2 separate regions of the Homo sapiens genome follow, and region 1 is linked to region 2. Evidence: chromatin contacts called from ENCODE Hi-C or POLR2A ChIA-PET data. All regions are on one chromosome and are shown on one strand. Each heading gives the region's core, a stretch centred on a gene start or an enhancer-like site at or near the end of the contact. The rest is flanking DNA. Distances are from core to core; before and after follow the strand shown. Region 1 holds the start of MED11 (mediator complex subunit 11). Region 2 holds the start of MYBBP1A (MYB binding protein 1a).

The links. A loop is a pair of places that touch in the nucleus more often than their neighbours do. ChIA-PET counts read pairs that join two places held with the same protein, here RNA polymerase II (POLR2A). Pooled maps may share reads with other maps.
Region 1: a map of naive thymus-derived CD4-positive, alpha-beta T cell shows a loop between it and region 2 (11-fold over the local background). The contact joins the promoter of MED11 here to the promoter of MYBBP1A in region 2. A Hi-C loop is called at or near these places in 2 of 168 maps with a recorded cell type or tissue (G401 and naive thymus-derived CD4-positive, alpha-beta T cell), 3 of 37 single-sample maps with no recorded cell type and 12 of 50 pooled maps. POLR2A ChIA-PET finds 5 or more read pairs at or near these places in 5 of 52 experiments (A549, AG04450, BJ and 2 more).

Annotation. Positions count from the first base shown.
Region 1 is chr17:4,730,178-4,733,792 of GRCh38, reverse strand. MED11 (mediator complex subunit 11) reads right to left here and starts at 2,365. Exons shown (of 3, transcript NM_001001683.4): 1 at 2,219-2,365; 2 at 1,887-2,017; 3 at 186-743. The coding sequence starts at 2,303. The coding sequence ends at 606. It overlaps CXCL16 (C-X-C motif chemokine ligand 16), which reads left to right. Exons shown (of 6, transcript NM_001386809.1): 6 at 1-260. RefSeq lists enhancers at 2,369-2,418, 1,710-2,529, 2,429-2,568.
Region 2 is chr17:4,554,134-4,558,861 of GRCh38, reverse strand. It overlaps MYBBP1A (MYB binding protein 1a), which reads left to right and starts at 3,478. Exons shown (of 26, transcript NM_014520.4): 1 at 3,478-3,735; 2 at 3,906-4,001; 3 at 4,584-4,667. The coding sequence starts at 3,538. It overlaps GGT6 (gamma-glutamyltransferase 6), which reads left to right. Exons shown (of 4, transcript NM_001288702.2): 4 at 1-1,935. The coding sequence ends at 847.

The DNA.
Region 1 (3,615 bases), core at 1,116-3,615, 180 kb before region 2:
AAATCTCTCTCCCAGTACACCAGTTGTTCCTCCCCCACCTCAGCCCTCTCCTGCATCCTCCTGTACCCGCAGCGAAGGCCTGGGCTTTCCCACCCTCCCTCCTTAGCAGGTGCCGTGCTGGGACACCATACGGGTTGGTTTCACCTCCTCAGTCCCTTGCCTACCCCAGTGAGAGTCTGATCTTGTTTTTATTGTTATTGCTTTTATTATTATTGCTTTTATTATCATTAAAACTCTAGTTCTTGTTTTGTCTCTCCGAATGAAGAAGTATGTATTTTCATTAGGCCAAGTCTGCGGGAAGGCTGGGGCAGCAGCATGAAGTGTTTGAGGAAGTGGGTTGGGTATGTCAGTTTCCATCTCCTCTCTGAGCCTGTCAGGGTGTTTCTGGAGTGCAGAGCAGGAGCACCCTGCTGGAGAGGCCAAAGCATAGCTGTGGGCAGGCTCGGGCTTCAGTTTTTCCATGCCCACCATTTGCCCCTTTGTCCTAGGGTACTTTGACCAGCAGGGTATGTTGGTGCTCATACTCCCCACCCTACATGTTCCCAGGTTCTGTCCCATGGCACAGGTGATGGTCTCCCTCTCAGCTCTGGGTCCATCTCCCTGGCCTAGTTCTCCAGCATCTGCTCACAGGTTCGAGCCACATCACTGAGCTTGAGGCGGGCATAGTCCACTCGCTTCAGAGCCATCTGACAGTCCTTCCTCGAAGAGTAGCTGGAGCCCTCATGGGGCTGCCCTGTGGCCACCTACAAGACAGACTATCAATGGAGCACCATCTCCTTTACCCTAACTCCAACCAGGCATCAGGTCTCGTCTCATTTCTTCCCTGAGTTTGAATTTGTTAGGCCATCTGGTAGCTGGGTAAATAAATCATTTAACTTATGTTAATCTTGTCTGTAAAATGGGGGTGACAATAACTACTTCCTAGAGTTGTTGAGGATTAGATAAAGTAATGCAGAGTATCTGGCACACCGTAAAAATTAGTAATGGTAGTGGTCCCTGCGACGATTTCAGAACCTTCTCAATCCTGTCCCTCTTCTCAGGATATAAGGATTTGGGACCTCGTGGCCTGGAGGTCAGGCCAAGTTTCCAGTGACAAAGTTCTGTAGTTCTAGCATTATTTACACATCTTCTGCTAGGCACATGTGATGTTACCCAGTGAGGTATGCAGGGCCACCTTTAATTCTTTCATTTTATTATTTATTATTTTTTGAGACAGAGTTTTTGCTCTGTTACCCAGGCTGGAGTGCAATGGCATGATCTCGGCTAAGTACAACAACCTCCGCCTCCTGGGTTCAAGCGATTCTCCTGCCTCAGCCTTCCAAGTAGCTGGGGTTACCGGTACTCACCACCAAGCCCGGCTTTTTTTTTTTTTGAGACAGTCTTGCTTTGTCACCCAGGCTGGAGTGCAGTGCTGCAATCTTGGCTCACTGCAACCTCCACCTCCTGGGTTCAAGCGATTCTCCTGCCTCACCCTTCCAAGTAGCTGGGATTACAGGTGCCCGCTACCAGCCCAGCTAATTTTTGTATTTTTAGTAGAGACGGAGTTTCACCATGTTGGCCAGGCTGGTCTCGAACTCCTGACCTCAGATGATCCACCCGCCTCAGCCTCCCAAAGTGCTGGGATTACAGGAGTGAGCCACCGAGCCTGGCCTAATTTTTATATTTTTAGTAGAGACGAGGTTTCACCGTGTTGGCCAGGCTGGTCTCGAACTCTGTCAAGCCACTGCGCCCGGCCCATTCTTTCCTTTTAGAGGAAGAAACCCGCTCTGGATGGCCGGCTGGGGAGGTCTGGTCCTGCCCAGTTAATGCTCCACCCTGGATCACCCAAGCCTGAGGCTTTGACCCAGAGCTGGGGTTCGCTCGCAGAACCCCCCAGACACACCGACCTGGGTGAGGTAGCGGATCTGAGCTGACAGCTCCGCCTCCACGTGTTGCACTGAAGCGGTGAAGGCCGCCGCCTGCCGGTCTAGGAGCCGCTCGTTAGTTTTTTCCTTGGACAATTCTAGGATCACAGTACCTGCCAGGGCGGAGAGAGGGCGGGGACACACGGAGACTGCCAGTGTAGCCTCTCCCTAGGCCAGCCCCTCTCAGTCCCGCCCTTTCGCTGCGCACGCACGTAGGATTCCCTCCCCAACCCTGCTCCAAGTCCCAGGTCAGGCTGCCAGTGCAGCCCGGTCACGCTTTCGCTCCCCGCTGTCCAGGTTGTCGCATCCCGAACCTGCATTCTGAAGGATGGCGCCGATTTCCCGTTCAATGTCTTCCAGAGCGCGTAGTCTCTCGTTCGCCAGGCTGTAGGTAGCCATTATCACTCTGGGAATTCTCACCAAGAGTTTCTCCTCAGAAACGCGACGCTTGTTCCGGAAGTGGCTCTCGGTGTGCGCCTGCGCAGAGGGCACCGTGTAGCGAGCACTACGATTCCCAGGATGCTCAGCGCAGCCTCGCCTCCTCGGTCCGCTTGATGAACTACAACTCCCAGGGCCCGCTGCGCCTCAGCCACAGGACCACCCGTAGTCAGAGGCGACAGTGGAATATCCCCTAGCCCGAGGCCATTCAGACCTGTCCATCTTCTTGACACTGTCTGTGGCCTCTAGTTTATTCTACACAAGTTTATTTATTTATGAGACAGTCTTACTCTGTCGTCCAGGTTGGAGTGCAGTCGCAAGATCTCCCTCCCTGCAACCTCCACCTCCCAGGTTCAAGCGATTCTCCTGCTTCAGCTTCCCGGGTGCCTGGGATTATAGGCGCCCGCCACCACGCCCGGCTGATTTTTGTATTTTTAGTAGAGACGGGGTTTCACCATGTTGGCCAGGTTGGTCTCGAACTCGACCTCAAGCGATCCACCCTCTTCGGCCTCCCAAAGTGCTGGGATTACAGGCGTGAGCTGAATCTTAAAGGTGAACTACGTGGATGAAAGCTTGTAGTGGAAAAGGGAGACGGCATAGGCAACAGCATGGTGCTGTGACGGGAACAGCGCATGTGGAGTCCAGCAAGGGATTCTGCCTGCCTGGAGTGAACGGAGCGTGGTGGGGGTTAGGTATGACAATGGTGAGGCTGGAGAGAGGAGCGGAATCAGGAAAAGGCTTGCAAGCTATGTACTTTGGACTTGAGTCTGAAGACATTTGAGCCTTTAAAGGGTTTTTAAGAAGTGTGTTATGACCAGAATTACCTTTTTTGGAAAGATCGTTTGTAACAGTTTATAGTAGATTATCAAGAATGAAACTAGTTTGCCCAAGGTTAGCACATGAAGGTTAGACTCAGTTAAACTGAATGGTCTAGCCTGGGGAACATAGTGAGATACTGTCTTTATAAAAAAATTTGGGGGCTGGGCATGGTGGCTCACTCCTGTAATTTCAGCTCTTTGGGAGGCTGAGGTGGGAGGATCACTTGAACTAAGGACTTCGAGACCAGCCTGGGCAATATAGTGAGACCCCATCTCCTATATTTAAAAAATAAAGGCTGGGTTTGGTGGCTCACACCTGTAATCCCAGCACTTTGGGAGGCCGAGGCGGGTGGATCACCTGAGGTCAGGAGTTCGAGACCAGCCTGACCAACATGGAGAAACCCCGTCTCTACTAAAAATACAGAATTAGCTGGGCATGGTGGCGCATGCCTGTA
Region 2 (4,728 bases), core at 2,229-4,728:
CTTCCTGGTGGACACACCCCTGGCAAGGGCTCTGGTGGCTCGGGGCACAGAAGGCCTCTGTCCACTACTTTGCCATGCTGATGGGACACCCCTGGGCGCTGGGGCCCGAGCCACCAACCCACAACTGGCAGCTGTGCTTCGCAGCGCAGCCCTCGCTCCCACCTCAGACCTTGCTGGGGATGCTCTACTGAGTCTACTGGCGGGAGACCTGGGGGTGGAGGTGCCCTCGGCTGTGCCCAGGCCCACTTTGGAACCAGCAGAGCAGCTACCTGTGCCCCAGGGCATCCTGTTCACCACCCCCAGTCCCTCAGCTGGCCCAGAACTGCTGGCACTGTTGGAGGCAGCCCTGCGCTCCGGGGCGCCCATCCCTGACCCCTGCCCACCGTTCCTGCAGACTGCTGTGAGCCCCGAGAGCAGTGCCCTGGCCGCCGTGGACAGCAGCGGCTCTGTGCTCCTTCTCACCTCCTCGCTCAACTGCTCCTTTGGCTCTGCACACCTGTCCCCAAGCACTGGGGTTCTGCTCAGCAACCTGGTGGCCAAGTCTACCACTAGTGCCTGGGCCTGCCCCCTCATCCTCCGTGGCAGCCTGGATGACACAGAGGCTGATGTGTTGGGGCTTGTGGCTTCAGGGACCCCTGATGTGGCCAGGGCCATGACTCACACCCTACTCAGGCATCTGGCAGCAAGGCCCCCTACCCAGGCCCAGCACCAGCATCAGGGTCAGCAAGAACCAACAGAGCATCCCAGCACTTGTGGCCAAGGGACCCTGCTCCAGGTGGCAGCCCACACAGAGCACGCCCATGTCTCCAGTGTCCCCCATGCCTGCTGCCCCTTCCAGGGGTTCTAACAGGATGGGGGTGGGTCTGGCAGAAGGCAGAGTTATCTGAAGCATGGGGGCAGGAGCAGAGCAGACACAGCAGCAATGGAGTGTGCACCCGCAGGGTGTGGTGCCTCACACCTGTAATCTCAGCACTTTGGGTGGTCAAGGCAGGAAGATACCTCGAGGCCAGGAGTTTGAAACTAGCCTAGACAACAAAGCAAGATCTCATCTGTACTAAAAATTTAAAAATTTGCCAGGGGCGGTGGCACATGCCTGTTGTCCCAGCTGCTTGGGAGGCTGAGGCAGGAAGCTCGCTTGAGCTCAGGAGTTCAAGGCTGCAGAGAGCTAGGATCACACCACTGCACTCCAGCCTGGACAACAGAGTGAGAACCTGTCTTTAAAATAATAATAATAATAATAAAAAAATAGCTGGGTGCGGTGGCTCATGCCTGTAATCCCAGCACTTTGGGAGGCCAAGGCAGGTGGATCACCTGAGGCTAGGAGTTCGAGACCAGCTTGGGCAACATGGCGAAACCCCGTCTCTACTAAAAATACAAAAAATTAGCTGGGCATGGTGGCGGGCACCTGTAATCCCAGCTACTTGGGAGGCTGAGGCAGGAGAATCACTTGAACCCGAGAGGTGGAGGTTGCAGTGAACCAAGATCGCACCATTGCAACCCCACCTGGGCAACAAGAGGGAAACCCTGTCTAAAAAAAAAAAAAAAAAAAAGGATTTATTATGTGCTCACTGCTGGCTCAGGCCCCAACCTCTGGCCTTTTAAGTTACCTAGACTTGAGTTCTGGCATCCAGAGCTAACAATCATTCTTCAGATCACCCACACCGGATGGAATCTCTAGCTATTTTATCAGCTAAGAAAATCAGGGTAATAACGAAAAAGCAGTAGGGCCTGGGGCTAGCACTGAGTTCAGATCCAGCTTTCAGGAGGACAGTGGAAAGAGTGCAGAGCCTCTGCCTAGGCCCTGGGCCCCACGAAGCAGGACAGGCAGAGCCCAGGGTACTGTTGGCATCTCTGTCCTTCCCTTCAGGACACCCCTTACCTATCTGCCTCAACCAGACTGGGTACAAAATAAAGATCAAGTCTCCCGGAAACCAAGCACCATTCCTGCTTCTTGGTTAATTTTCCAACAGCTTTTGAAGCAACTGGAGTCAGGGCTTCCCTGATGGGCAGCACAGGTGACCAACAACCAGAGAGGGGAGAGCCTGGGTTGGTATCTTTCAGCTTCCCCCTGCTCCGCTCACCTCCTGCCTCCTGGGGCACCAGATGTGCAAGGTGAATGTTTTCATTTCACTTTCTAGAACAGACAGCAAAGCAGGGAAGCGGCTGAGAGGGTGAGAAGGCGCCCCAGGGGCTTGGGTACAAAGGGGTTGGAGTTGAGCGTGTGGAAATTCAAGGCGAAGGTTAGCCCTGACCTCCCCCAAGGGTTAGGTCCTCTCTGGACCACAGCCCTCTATAAACAGCTTCTCAAACCAAGAAGCGAGGGTGACCAGTAGCAGTTCCCCTCCCCTGCCATTGTAAAAGGCTTCTCTGATTTAATAGACCGTTTGATCCCACCACCTTTACCTCCCACTCCCAAGAAAATTCTTCTCCGTAATGGCACCACAATGTACCCAGTTATTTCAGTCTCAAACCTGGCATCCCCCTCATTTCCTCTCCCCCGACATCTAACTCCATCACCCACCCCACCTGCTCCACATCAGCCCAAATCTGACCTGTTCTCATTTTCCCTGGGTCCAGTCCACCACTATCTCTAAATGGTCTTCCCGTGCTTCCACCTGCGCAGACCTACAGTCCATCCCCCACACAGCAGCCAGCATCATCTTGTTAAAATGTAAATCGGATCCAGGCTTGCCCCTGCATTAAACTCACCAGTGACTTCCCATCACCCTCAGAATGAAATCCCAGCCCGGGGCCCCATGCAGCCTTGCTTCTCGCCAGCCTCAGCCCCTCCAGCCCTGGGTCTCTGTAGTTGCAAGGCTTGGGATTTCGTCCCCTTAGATCCTTGCAGGAGTACGGGGGAGGGGGGCCCTTCTTGTCACTCAGCTCTCATCCCAAATGCCACTTCCTCACAGAGGCCTTCCCTGACCAACCCCTCAAATCATTATTGGAGACCCTATTGAATAGTAATTAGCCGTGTTTTTAACGGGTGATGTATTCACGTTCCAGCACTTAAAAGCCTCCTCCTGACCCTTGCATTCCTAATTCTCTTCATAATTATGATCTTTTTAAATGCATTTGGCTCCGTGTTCCTCCACGAGAGCAGAGGCTTTGTTCCAACCGCCTAGCACGGCACGCCAGCAGGAGCCCAGTAATTGTTGAATGGCTCAATGTTCGGAGCGCAGGGGCCGCTCTGGGACGAGTCGGATCGAAGTGCTACACCTAGGTTTGTTTCCGAGATGGGCCCTTAGAAATGCCCCCCTGGGGCTCCAAAGGGGCAGATGCCACAGCCGCCAGGGCGGAGCGGGTGTGAGCAGAAGGCTGGGAAAGATGGGACGCCGCTAGGCGAGGGACTTCCGCTCAGAGCTACGGCGGAAATGCCGCTCTTTTAACTCTGGGCCGGTCTCTCTTGGTTCCCCCGCCCCTCCGGGTTCTTCCGCCTCCGAGCCGACACAAACCGGTGCGCATGCGCCGTGCCCTGACCTGGAAGCGGCTGGGGCCGGAGCACACGTGTTTCGTGTTTCGGTGAGTGTGGCGGAGATGGAGAGCCGGGATCCCGCCCAGCCGATGTCGCCTGGAGAAGCGACGCAGAGTGGCGCCCGGCCTGCCGACCGCTATGGCCTATTGAAGCACAGTCGCGAGTTCTTGGACTTCTTCTGGGACATTGCGAAGCCTGAGCAGGAGACGCGACTTGCGGCCACGGAGAAGCTGCTGGAGTATCTGCGTGGCAGGCCGAAGGTGGAGTGGCGGGGTCTGGGGCAGAGGCTGCGCATATCCCGGCAAGGAAGCGGCGGCGGGCCCAGGGAGTTGAGACTGGGGGCACGTGGTCGCGAACCTGGATGCCAGGGTGCGCGGGGGCGTGCACCTTGTTGTCACCATTGAACACGAGGGTGTGCTTGGTTCCGCAGGGGTCCGAGATGAAATATGCCCTGAAGCGTCTAATCACGGGACTCGGGGTCGGGCGAGAAACAGCCCGGCCCTGCTACAGTTTGGCCCTGGCACAGGTGAGGTGGTGCTCCTGGCAGGGTCCCAGCCATCCAGGTCAAAATGGTGGGGTATGAGGAGGGCGGGTGTGGTGTCTCAGCTGTGGCGGAGGGGCAGCCCGAGAGAGAGGTCGGGAGTGGCAGAGCAGACTGGAGGCCAACCTGAGGGAGGCCTCTTCATGAAAGTGGAGAAGGTGTGAGCAAGGCCTGGCCAGGTTTTCTATTTGGTGCTTGGGTTGCCCGGCCTCTTAGGTACACTTTCTGGGAGCAGTGAGCGCTGGGTGGGCTCCCTTAGGCCTGCAGAGGCATTCAGCTGATTGGAGTAGACCACTCTCTGAGGCGCCTTGACAAGGGGCAGAGCAATAAAGACCCAGGCCTGCAGGATCAGCCTGAGGGGAGCTCAGACCACGTGCGGAGAGAAGACCCAGTGGCTGAGCATTTCAGACTAGTAATCTAGGGGCCATAGAAGGTACATAGAAGGTGGGACTAGGGACCTGAGGCTTCTTGGGAGAAGTTGAAGGGGGAAGGGAGGTTAAGGTTTGTGAAGACGTAGTTGGGCCACTCTCCTGAACCCTCTTCCTCCTGCCACACAACTCCTGGCAGCTGTTACAGTCTTTTGAAGACCTCCCCTTGTGCAGCATCCTGCAGCAGATACAAGAAAAATATGACCTGCATCAGGTGAAGAAGGTGAGAGTGGGGCCAGGGAGGTCAGCAGCCCCAGGGGTGGGAGGCTTGGGGAATGGGGAGT